Regions from separate parts of the Homo sapiens genome. Here region 2 is linked to region 1. Evidence: read pairs that join two places in POLR2A ChIA-PET (ENCODE). Cell type or tissue: A673. All regions are shown on one strand. Links, peaks and the distances in the headings refer to the core of each region. The heading gives the core; the rest is flanking DNA.

Region 1 (4,728 bases), core at 166-4,165:
CCTGTCTTTACTTTAATCTCTTAATCCTGTCAGCTGAGGAGGATGTATATTGCCTCAGGACCCTGTAATAATTGCATTAACTGCACAAATTGTACAGCATGTGTGTTTGAGCAACATGAAATGTGGACACCTTGAAAAAAGAACAGGATAACAGCAATTGTTCAGGGAATAAGAGAGATAACCTTAAACTCTGACTGCTGGTGAGCCAGGCAGAACAGAGCCATATTTCTCTTCTTTCAAAAGCAAATGGGAGAAATATCGCTGAATTCTTTTTCTCAGCATGGAACATCCCTGAGAAAGAGAATACGAGCCAGGAGGTATAGGCTTATAAACAGCCCCCCTCCAGGTGCGCCTGTCTCTTATGGTCGAGACTGCAGGGGTGAAATAGACCCCAGTCTCCCACAGCGCTCCCAGGCTTATTAGGAAGAGGAAATTCCCGCCTAATAAATTTTGGTCAGACCAGTTGATCCTAAAAACCCTGTCTCCTGATAAGATGTTATCAATGACAATGGTGCCCGAAACTTCATTAGCAATTTTAATTTCGCCTCGGTCCTGTGGTCCTGTGATCTCACCCTGCCTCCACTTGCCTTGTGATATTCTATTACCTTGTAAAGTACTTGATGTCTGTGACCCACACCTATTTGCACACTGCCTCCCCATTTGAAAATCCCTAATACAAACTTGCTGGTTTTTGTGGCTTGTGGGGCATCACGGAACCTACCGAAATGTGATGCCTCCCCCGGATGCCCGGCTTTAAAATTTCTCTCTTTTGTACTCTGTCCCTTTATTTCTAAAGTTGGCCGACGCTTAGGGAAAATAGAAAAGAACCTACGTGAATATTGGGGCAGGTTCCCTGATACTCAGTGGCGTGGAGATGTAACAAGCCTGGATGTGTGAGTGATGATCAGGCCAACAACAGTCTGTATTTGGAAGAAATATCAGATGTGAATGTTATGACCTAGGAAGCAATGGAAGTGAAAAATTATTCTTTTTGCCTTCAGACTCAATATTTTGTATATTTGAAAATTTGTCAACACAAAAAATACTAAGTTGTATACTGATTTGTTAAAAGCAGCAGCATGCAGTTAGGATGATATCTTTGGGGAAATGGCAGAGACCATCCAACATTCTGATTCTCCACTGCATCCAATTTTCTACTCTCAAAATGAACCCCATGCTCACCATCAACGGGATTGAATTTGAGCTGCTGAGAATTGGTAATAACCCCAAATTATCTTCAATTCTGTGAAATGGAATTTTAGACCAGCCTGTGACTGAAGCCACTGGGCATTACAGTGCCTTCGCTTTGTTCAACTGCCGCATTGTTTCTCTCTGCAAGAGAGGAAGGAAGGCTGGAGTACAGCTGAGCTTTCTGGCAGGCACTGGTGGAGTTACTCATTAACCTTCCCCATTCTTTGTAACTGGTGGCCTTAGAAGAGGGTTCAGGGTTATGTGTTTGGAACACGAGTTAGTATAAATGGTTCTGAAGCACTTGATTCAGACTGTGCTTTAAAAAATAGGAAAGAAAGTAGAAAGAACAGCTGATGGTTTGGAAGGGAGCCACCAAGCACCAAGAGGTGTGAGTTCTGAATCCGTTTCTCAATCTTAGCTGCAGGGCATTGGCTAAAGAGGAAGGTGAAAACTGCTGAGTCACTATCAAATCAATTGGTTTTTCTAATCCCCTGAGAGAAAAAGTACAGAGTTTATTGCAGCTTTAAAATGCCATGCCCCTCACGGCCAAAGGCATCTGAATTAAGGAAGCAGTATTCACAGCTGCTTTCTCCAGACATTGAGCTCAAGGACAGAATCTGAACTCTGCTTTTATCAGCTGCGAAAATCCAAGCATTCATTTCCAGCTGGTTCAGTGCCTATGTAAAAGTATACTGTGTACAAAAATAAGATTAAAAAGCTAACATTAAGCAAGTGTGTTTGTATGTTTTCTACAGTTCGGATTTCTGAATAATTTGATCCGACAGAAAAATATGATTTCATTTCTTTTCGAGAGAATTATATGCATACTTTCTAAATGCAAGAATAAATTCCTGAGCTCCATGTGACTTCAGTACCATCAGCTCTTTGGCAGCTTATGAGTATACAGCTTTTTAATTCTCACCTGGTCCCCAGGATATGGTTTACTTGTCAGAGTAGTTTTATGAGGTGCTTTCTCCTGACTCTGATTCTAGGTAACACCTGATGAGATGAACAGATGGTGCACCTCACTTCCTCTTACTGGGCATGAAGGAAAGAGAGAGAAGTCAGGGTAGAGATGAAACTACTGCTACATTTTTTTTTTCTGTGGAAAAAGAGTCTAATATTTCTAATTAACCTTGATGGGAACATAGAACATAGATTGTAAAGGGAACTTGCACATTATCGCAGTAGGCTGAATAATGGCTAATGGCTCACTCTGAAAGATATGTATGGCTTAACCCCTGAAACCTGTGAGTATTATCTTTTCTAGCCAAACAGACTTTTGCATATATAATTAAGGATCTTGGGATGGGGAGATATCCTAATTATTTGGGTGTATCCTAAATGTAATCACAAGTGTCATTATAAGAGGGAGGCAAAGGGAGATTTGACTTATAAGAGGAGAAAATGTGACGTGATTACAAAAGCAGAGATACATTTTTTTGAAGATCGAGGAAGAGGCTACAAACCAAGGAATGTGGGTAGCCTCTAGAAGAGGAAACAGAATCCATGGAAAAGGCAGGAAAACACAATCTCTCATAGAGTCTCCAGAAGAAACAGCCACACTGACACCTCGACTTTAGCCCAGTGAAACCGATTTCAGACTTCTGACCTCCACAACTTCAAGATAATACATTTGTGTTGTTTTAAGCCAATAAATTTGTGGTAATTTTTTACAGCAGCAAGAGGAAATCAGTTACGTAGAATAGTAGGTCCTGTCTCTGGCTAATCATTAGAATCACTCCAGAAGCTTGTTACATACAGACCCAGAGCCAGTGAATCAAGGATTTGGTGGTGGGGCCCAGAGCCTGAATATTAAGCAAGTTCTTCGTTTTAGAAATGAGGAAACCAAGGTTGGGAGAAGCTAAGCAACTTACTCAAATACATAGGGTATTTCATTTTAAATTTAATTTTATTACTTTATCTTTTGAATTTTCTTACCCCAGTTGTACTTTTGTGTAAATGTGATTTCATTTACGGCTTTGTGTTGACATATTCATTAAAATGAAGAAATAAAAGATGAGAAACAGTTTTAAAAATTATATAATGTTTATTGATTAGAATGAATATGATGCAATCTGGTTTTCTGTGTTCAGATTCCTGACCTCTGGAGTTAACCTTTCTTTGTAAAGATTAGACAGCAGGCAGGGAAGAATGCCTTTGAAACTGAGAGCAAAGACTGGCATGCAATTTACATTGATGTCCTGGTGCTGTGCATAATAAGTTGCTTAAACATGACAGCAGGATAGGATTTTACATAAAATTTATTTATAAATGGTAAAGATGTTTCCAACCTCTGCTGAACTTCCTCATAGAATGTTCATCAGAAAACAAAGTTTCTATCTACTCTTTCTTCCAAGACTTCAACTCCTACCACTGACATCATGACCCTCAGTTCTATTCCCCTAGCCCTGCCCACTCCCCTGAAATCCAGATCCATAAATCCAACCACCGCCTGGGTATCTCAGTTTGGCTGTCCCTCCATCAACTCAAATTTGGCTGACACAGTTTTGGATTCTAGAGCATGCAGGCATTCTGTATGTGCTGTGCCTTTGCACTCACTCTTCCCTCCAGACCCCGTCCTTCCTCACTTTGCCAGTTCCAACTTCTCTCTGAAGACTCAGTTTAGGTACAGGCTCCTTTAGGAAATTTTTTTTTGACTCTACCTAGCCCAGACTCAGTTCATCTACGATATTAATCTGCAGTGTCATGCACTAGCACAAAATATTTGCTGAATGAAAGAATGAGAGTTAACTTTTAGTCAGGCATAAAGATAAAAAACCAAAGTCTTTTACTCCGGTGTGGAGTGTTTTCAGGATTCCTACCAATTAGGAAGGTGTTTGATTCTTCAAACTCAGAAACACCTCCCCTTAACTGATGGATTCTTCAAACTCAGCATCAGTTAGAGGGCATTAGGGCACTTCTCAAACCCTGCATTCAGGGAAGATGTCTGTTGTGGGGTGGTCTGGCCTACTTGGCCTGAGCCAAGGTTCTGGGCAGTTCTGTTCAGTTACACATGCATGCGTTGAGCATTGATTCAAGCCTGGCCTGGGCACTAGGCATGGTTTTAGATATTAGGGACATATTCTGTTTTCCTTGCCTTAAGATACCAGTCTAGTAGGAGCCACTAAGGCCCCTTTTTGAGCCTGGACTTCGCATTCAAACATACCCTGCTTCTAATCAAGTCATCTATTGGCAGTGACCTTGGGCAAATCATAGTCTCTCCAAGCATTACTTTTCTAATTGAAACAAGAACCTCTCTCTATACCCCAGATTTATTTTGAGGATTATGAGTTAATTCATAGCTAAAATGCTTAGCACCTAACAGCACATAACCCACACATACTTTTCAATTGCGTATTACTAAAAAGAAGGAATGATTTCCTAGAGGAGGTGCTTCTTCTGGCCAAGGGCTGATTCAGAGCCTTAATTAACTAAATAGATCAAGCATATCTAACTGGTCACCGGAAGTGGTCCATGAGGCTGCAGCAATGGGAAGGTGTCAGAGCAGGGGTTGGGAAAAAGACATAGAGAGAA
Region 2 (4,728 bases), core at 510-4,509, 110 kb after region 1:
CTTTCACACAAGGGTCTGTAACAATTGTATATCTTACAATATTTTTCCTTGCATTGTAATTTTTAAGTATTTATCATTTTATAGTACACATGTAAAGAATATATGAGCCTTGTATGGAGTGATGTTTCATTTACCTGGGTTGTGTTAATGACTGAATGTTGACAATAAATCTGTTTTATACTGACTGAAGTTTGTTCATTTTAAGTTCTGTAACATCTTGGGGCATATTAAAATGAATATTCTTCCCATTAAAAAAATGTTAAAGACTTTTTTATTAGTCATATTTCAAATGATAGATGCATATGGGATCTAAACTTTTTGTGCAATAAGATGCCTTTGTACCTTGTATACGTAAAGTATTCAACTTTTACACTTGATCTTAGCCAAAAGACCAAGAAGCAATGCTCTTCAGCTTTTAAACATTGTTTTTTAAACTTTTATAGTTCTAGAAGTTAATTTAAATAAAATGGTAATCAGATGTTAATTTTTAAAATGTAGTTAATTTTTTAAACTATTTTTTGTAAGTGTGTTCATGTATATGTAGAATTCGTGTTATGGGAAAATGTCACAAGTGAATATGGAGGTAAGAATAAAGGTATTCATTGCAGCAGTATTTGAAATAGAATAGAAAGATAGATATACTCACTAAATCTGTATTTAGTCCTAAGTACTCAGGAGGCCAAGGCAGGAAGATTGTTTGAGCCAGGAGTTCAAGGCTAGCCTGGGTAATGTAATGAGATCCCATCCCTCCCCAAAAAAGAATGTATTGAGAGGAAAAGATATCCATAATGTGTTAAATATAGGATTCAGTTTTTCTAGGGGTGTGTGTGTGTGAAGAAGAAAGTAGCTAACATATAGTGAACTGTGTGCCAGACACTATTTTAAGTGCTTTATATATGTTAACTCATTCAATCTTTTATAATCTGTGAGGTAGGTATACATATATAAATGTATATATATAAATTAGGGATGAGAATTACAGTGATCTTAATATATTATTATGAAAAAGATATTTTCATTTTGAAAAAGAATCAAACACATTTAATGAAAGAAATAGTAGAGTGTCAAAAGCAAGGTCTTTTTAGGTTGATGCTAGGATTTTTGGGTGAGTAGACCCTCAGTTAAGTAAAATGAAAAAATCCAGAGTTTATCATTTTCTCGGATAAACGTCTCTAAATTTATACTCAAAATCAATGGGAAGATATAATTTAATAGGTAACTACCTCCCTTTCAGTGACATCTAATAAGACTCAATAGAATTTATATTACTTTATCAGATAGGTTTGTCTCTTGAGTGGCACAATAATCTGGTGAGGAGAGACAGTCAGTGACAGAAGGACCAAAAATGGGAGCCCTGCCGATTAGCCTCTGAAGCTCTAGTAAGGGCAGGCTCACACCCAAGGTTGGTAGATACATGTAGTCACTGTGTTTCTTGACCCCAGGAAAACTAGAGTCACCACCACACACAGCCCATAAGTGATGATGGAGGAACTTGGTTTCCCTGAATGCGGTTGACTATATTCGTGTATCTCAAGTGTCAGCTGAACAAGTGTCCCAACTTTCCCACTGTCCTTTAAGATTTAAATAGAACTTTTTATCCTAACATGTTGGACTACTTCTTCTAGTATCATTTCTTTTGGGAGATGACAGTTCTTTTTTGCAGGTGGTAGGGGACCGGGGAGAGTAGGCAGGGAGCTTGTATCCTCTGGCTTCGCCTTTCTGCTTCCCTGGTTTTCCATCTGTCCTCTACACCACCTGTCCTTTACTCCCCCTAGTACCATCAACACAAGTTTGTGTAGCAGATCTTCCCTGAAGTTTTTACAGTAGTGAGCAAAGGGAGCGGGGCAATGAGGGGGATTTTTGTTTCTATGTTCCTCTTATTTTTAGTTGACACAATAATTGTACATATTTGTGGGATGCAGAGTGATTCTTTATCTCTTCCAACTTTTAGGCTCAGGGGTATATGACGTGCAGGTTTTCTGTATAGGTAAATTGCGTGTCATGGAGTTTAGTGTACAGATTATTTTGCCACCCAGGTAATAAGCATTGTATCAGATAGGTAGTTTTTCAGTCCTCACCCTCCTCCCACCTTCCACCCTCAAGAAGGCCCTCTTTGTGTCCATGTGTACTCAGTGTTTAGTTACCACTTATAAGTGAGAACATGGGGTGTTTGGTCTTCTATTCTTGCATTAATTTGCCTGGGATAATGGCCTCCAGCTCCATCCATATTGCTGCAAAAGACAGGATTTCATTCTTTTTTATGACTGTGTGGTGTTCCATGGTGTATATGTACCACATTTTCTTTATCCAGTCCACCAGTGATGGGCATGTGTTTTTATGGCAGAATGACTTACATTTCCTTGGGTATATACCCAGTAATGGGATTGCTGAGTTAAATGGTAGCTCTATTTGGGGTGTGTGTGTGGTTTTTTTTTTTTTTTTTTGAAACAGTCTCACTCTTGCCCAGGCTGGAGTGCAGTGGCATGATCTCAGCTCACTCCGCCTCTCAGGTTCAAGCAATTCTCGTGCCTCAGCCTCCTGAGTAGCTGGGATTACAAGTGTGTGCCCCCACACCTGGCTACTTTCTGTTTTGTTTTTTTTTTTTTTTGAGACAGAATTTCGTTCTTGTCGCCCAGGCTGGAGTGCAATGGCGCGATCTCGGCTCACTGCAACCTCCACCTCCCAGGTTCAAGCGATTCTTCTGCCTCAGCCTCCCAAGTAGCTGGGATTACAGGTGCGCACCACCACGCTCAGCTAATTTTTATATTTTTAGTAGAGAAGGGGTTTTGCCATGTTGGCCAGGCTAGCCTCAAACTCCTGACCACAGGTGATCCACCCGCCTTGGCCTCCCAAAGTGCTGGGATTACAGGTGTGAGCCACCATGCCTGGCCAATTTCTGTATTTTTAGTAGAGACAGGGTTTCACCTTGTTGGCCTGGCTGGTCTCCGACCTCAGGTGATCTGCCTGTCTCGGCCTCCCAAAGTGTGCTGGGATTACAGGTGTGAGCCACCATGCCCGGCCCAATAGCTCTTTGAGAATAGCTCTTTGAGAATAGCCCAGCCTAATAGCTCTATTGTTTTAAGCTCTTTGAGAAATTTCCAGACTGCATTCCACAGTGGCTGAACTAGTTTACATTCTGGCCAGCAATGTATAAGCATTCCTTTTTCTCTGCAACCTTGCCAGCATCTGCTATTTTTTGACTTTTTAATAATAGCCATTCTGACTAGTGTGAGATGTCTCATTGTGGTTTCGATTTGCATTTCTCTAATGATTAGTGAGACTGAACATTTTTTCGTATGCTTGTTGGCCACATGTATGTCTTCTTTTGAGAAATGTCTGTTTATATTTTTTTGCCCATTTTTTAAATGGAGTTGTTTATTTTTTGCTTGTTGATTTAAGTTCCTTATCGATTCTGGATATTAGACCTTTGTTGAATGCACTTTGCAAATATTTTCTCCTGTTCTGTAGGTTGTTTACTCTATTGATAGTTTCATTCGCTGTGCAGAAGCTCTTAAGTTTAATTAGGTCCCATTTGTCAGTTTTTGTTTTTATTGCAATTGTTTTTGAATCTTCATTATAAAATGTTTGCCAGGGCCTATGTCCAGAATGGTATTTCCTAGGTTTTCTTCTAGGGTTTTTGTAGTTTTAGGTTTTATATTTAAGTCTTTCATTCATCTTCAGTTGATTTTTGTATATGATGAAAGGAGGGGGTCCAGTTTCAGTCTTCTGCATATGGCTAGCCAGTTATCCTAGCACCACTATATTGAATAGGGAGTCCTTTCTCCATTGCCTGTTTTTGTTGATTTTGTCAAAGATTGGATGATTGTAGGTGTGTGGCTTTATTTCTGGGTTTCCTATTTTCTGTTCCATTAGTCTATGTGTCTGTTTTTATACCAGTACCATGCTATTTTGGTTACTGTAGCGTCGCAGTATAGTTTGAAGTCGGGTAGTGTGATGCCTCTGGCTTTGTTCTTTTTGCTTAGGATTGCTTTGGCTATTTGGGCTCTTTTTTGGTCTTCTCATATGCTAGGGTAATTCAAACCAGGTGAAGGATATTTTAATTAAGGGATTAATGTAGGTGGCAGGTTTAGAATTGAGGTTGTAGCAAAGCACAGCAAAAGCATGAGTTAATTTGGTTTCTCCTTCCTCATCTTGCCAAGTTACTTCGTTTCTAGTCATCTGAATGAGTGAGGGAGAAATAATTCATTCATTTCATAACTTGTTGGTATTATCTGAGACAAGTGGACACTGAATGGAAACAAGTTTGGGAAGAACAGTTCATTTTCTTTTCTAGCAGTTGGCTTGATGGCTAGGTTTCCAGCCAGGACCACAATTGAAAGACTTACATATGTACTTTCTTATTCTCTTTATTCTTGAGTTTAAAAGTAGAAAATAACAATCAAAAAACAAATACGAAAATCTTTAGAATTTAGAAATTGGTGTAATTTCACCTTTGTTTTGTTTCCACTAAAGCTACTTTATGTCATCTCTAGCAGAGCTGAGCTACTATCACTTTATTTTTTTTAATATCTAAAAATGAGGAAGATTTCCAGAAAAGAACTGGCACTATAGTAAATTTACTGTCAATTTTGTTGGCTCTTTCTGCTACAAAAGAAGCAAACTAAACAGTGAACAAGATAAGTACAGGTACTTTTAAAACATCTAATGCAAAAATGGGTTGGGAAGGGGAAAGAGTTATGAAATTTTACTTCTTCCTTTGAAGAGCTA

Evidence for each region. ChIA-PET counts read pairs that join two places held together with the same protein. Peaks named below come from ENCODE experiments on the same cell type or tissue, not always from the same donor. Only the 100,000 strongest peaks of a DNase experiment are listed, where the experiment ranks them.
Region 2: POLR2A ChIA-PET joins it to region 1 with 11 read pairs; 5 of 35 experiments call an interaction of 5 or more read pairs at or near these places.

What each region holds. Positions count from the first base shown.
Region 1 is chr3:120,677,072-120,681,799 of GRCh38, forward strand. All of the region lies in intron 1 of HGD (homogentisate 1,2-dioxygenase), which reads right to left. Among named protein-coding and RNA genes, the nearest start is that of HGD, 2.8 kb to the right of the region's middle. RefSeq lists an enhancer at 1-886. In A673, for the core only: no CTCF peak of the experiment used is centred there; a DNase peak (open chromatin) is centred at 1,680.
Region 2 is chr3:120,782,886-120,787,613 of GRCh38, forward strand. GTF2E1 (general transcription factor IIE subunit 1) reads left to right here. Exons shown (of 5, transcript NM_005513.3): 5 at 1-184. Among named protein-coding and RNA genes, the nearest start is that of GTF2E1, 43 kb to the left of the region's middle. In A673, for the core only: no CTCF peak of the experiment used is centred there; no DNase peak of the experiment used is centred there.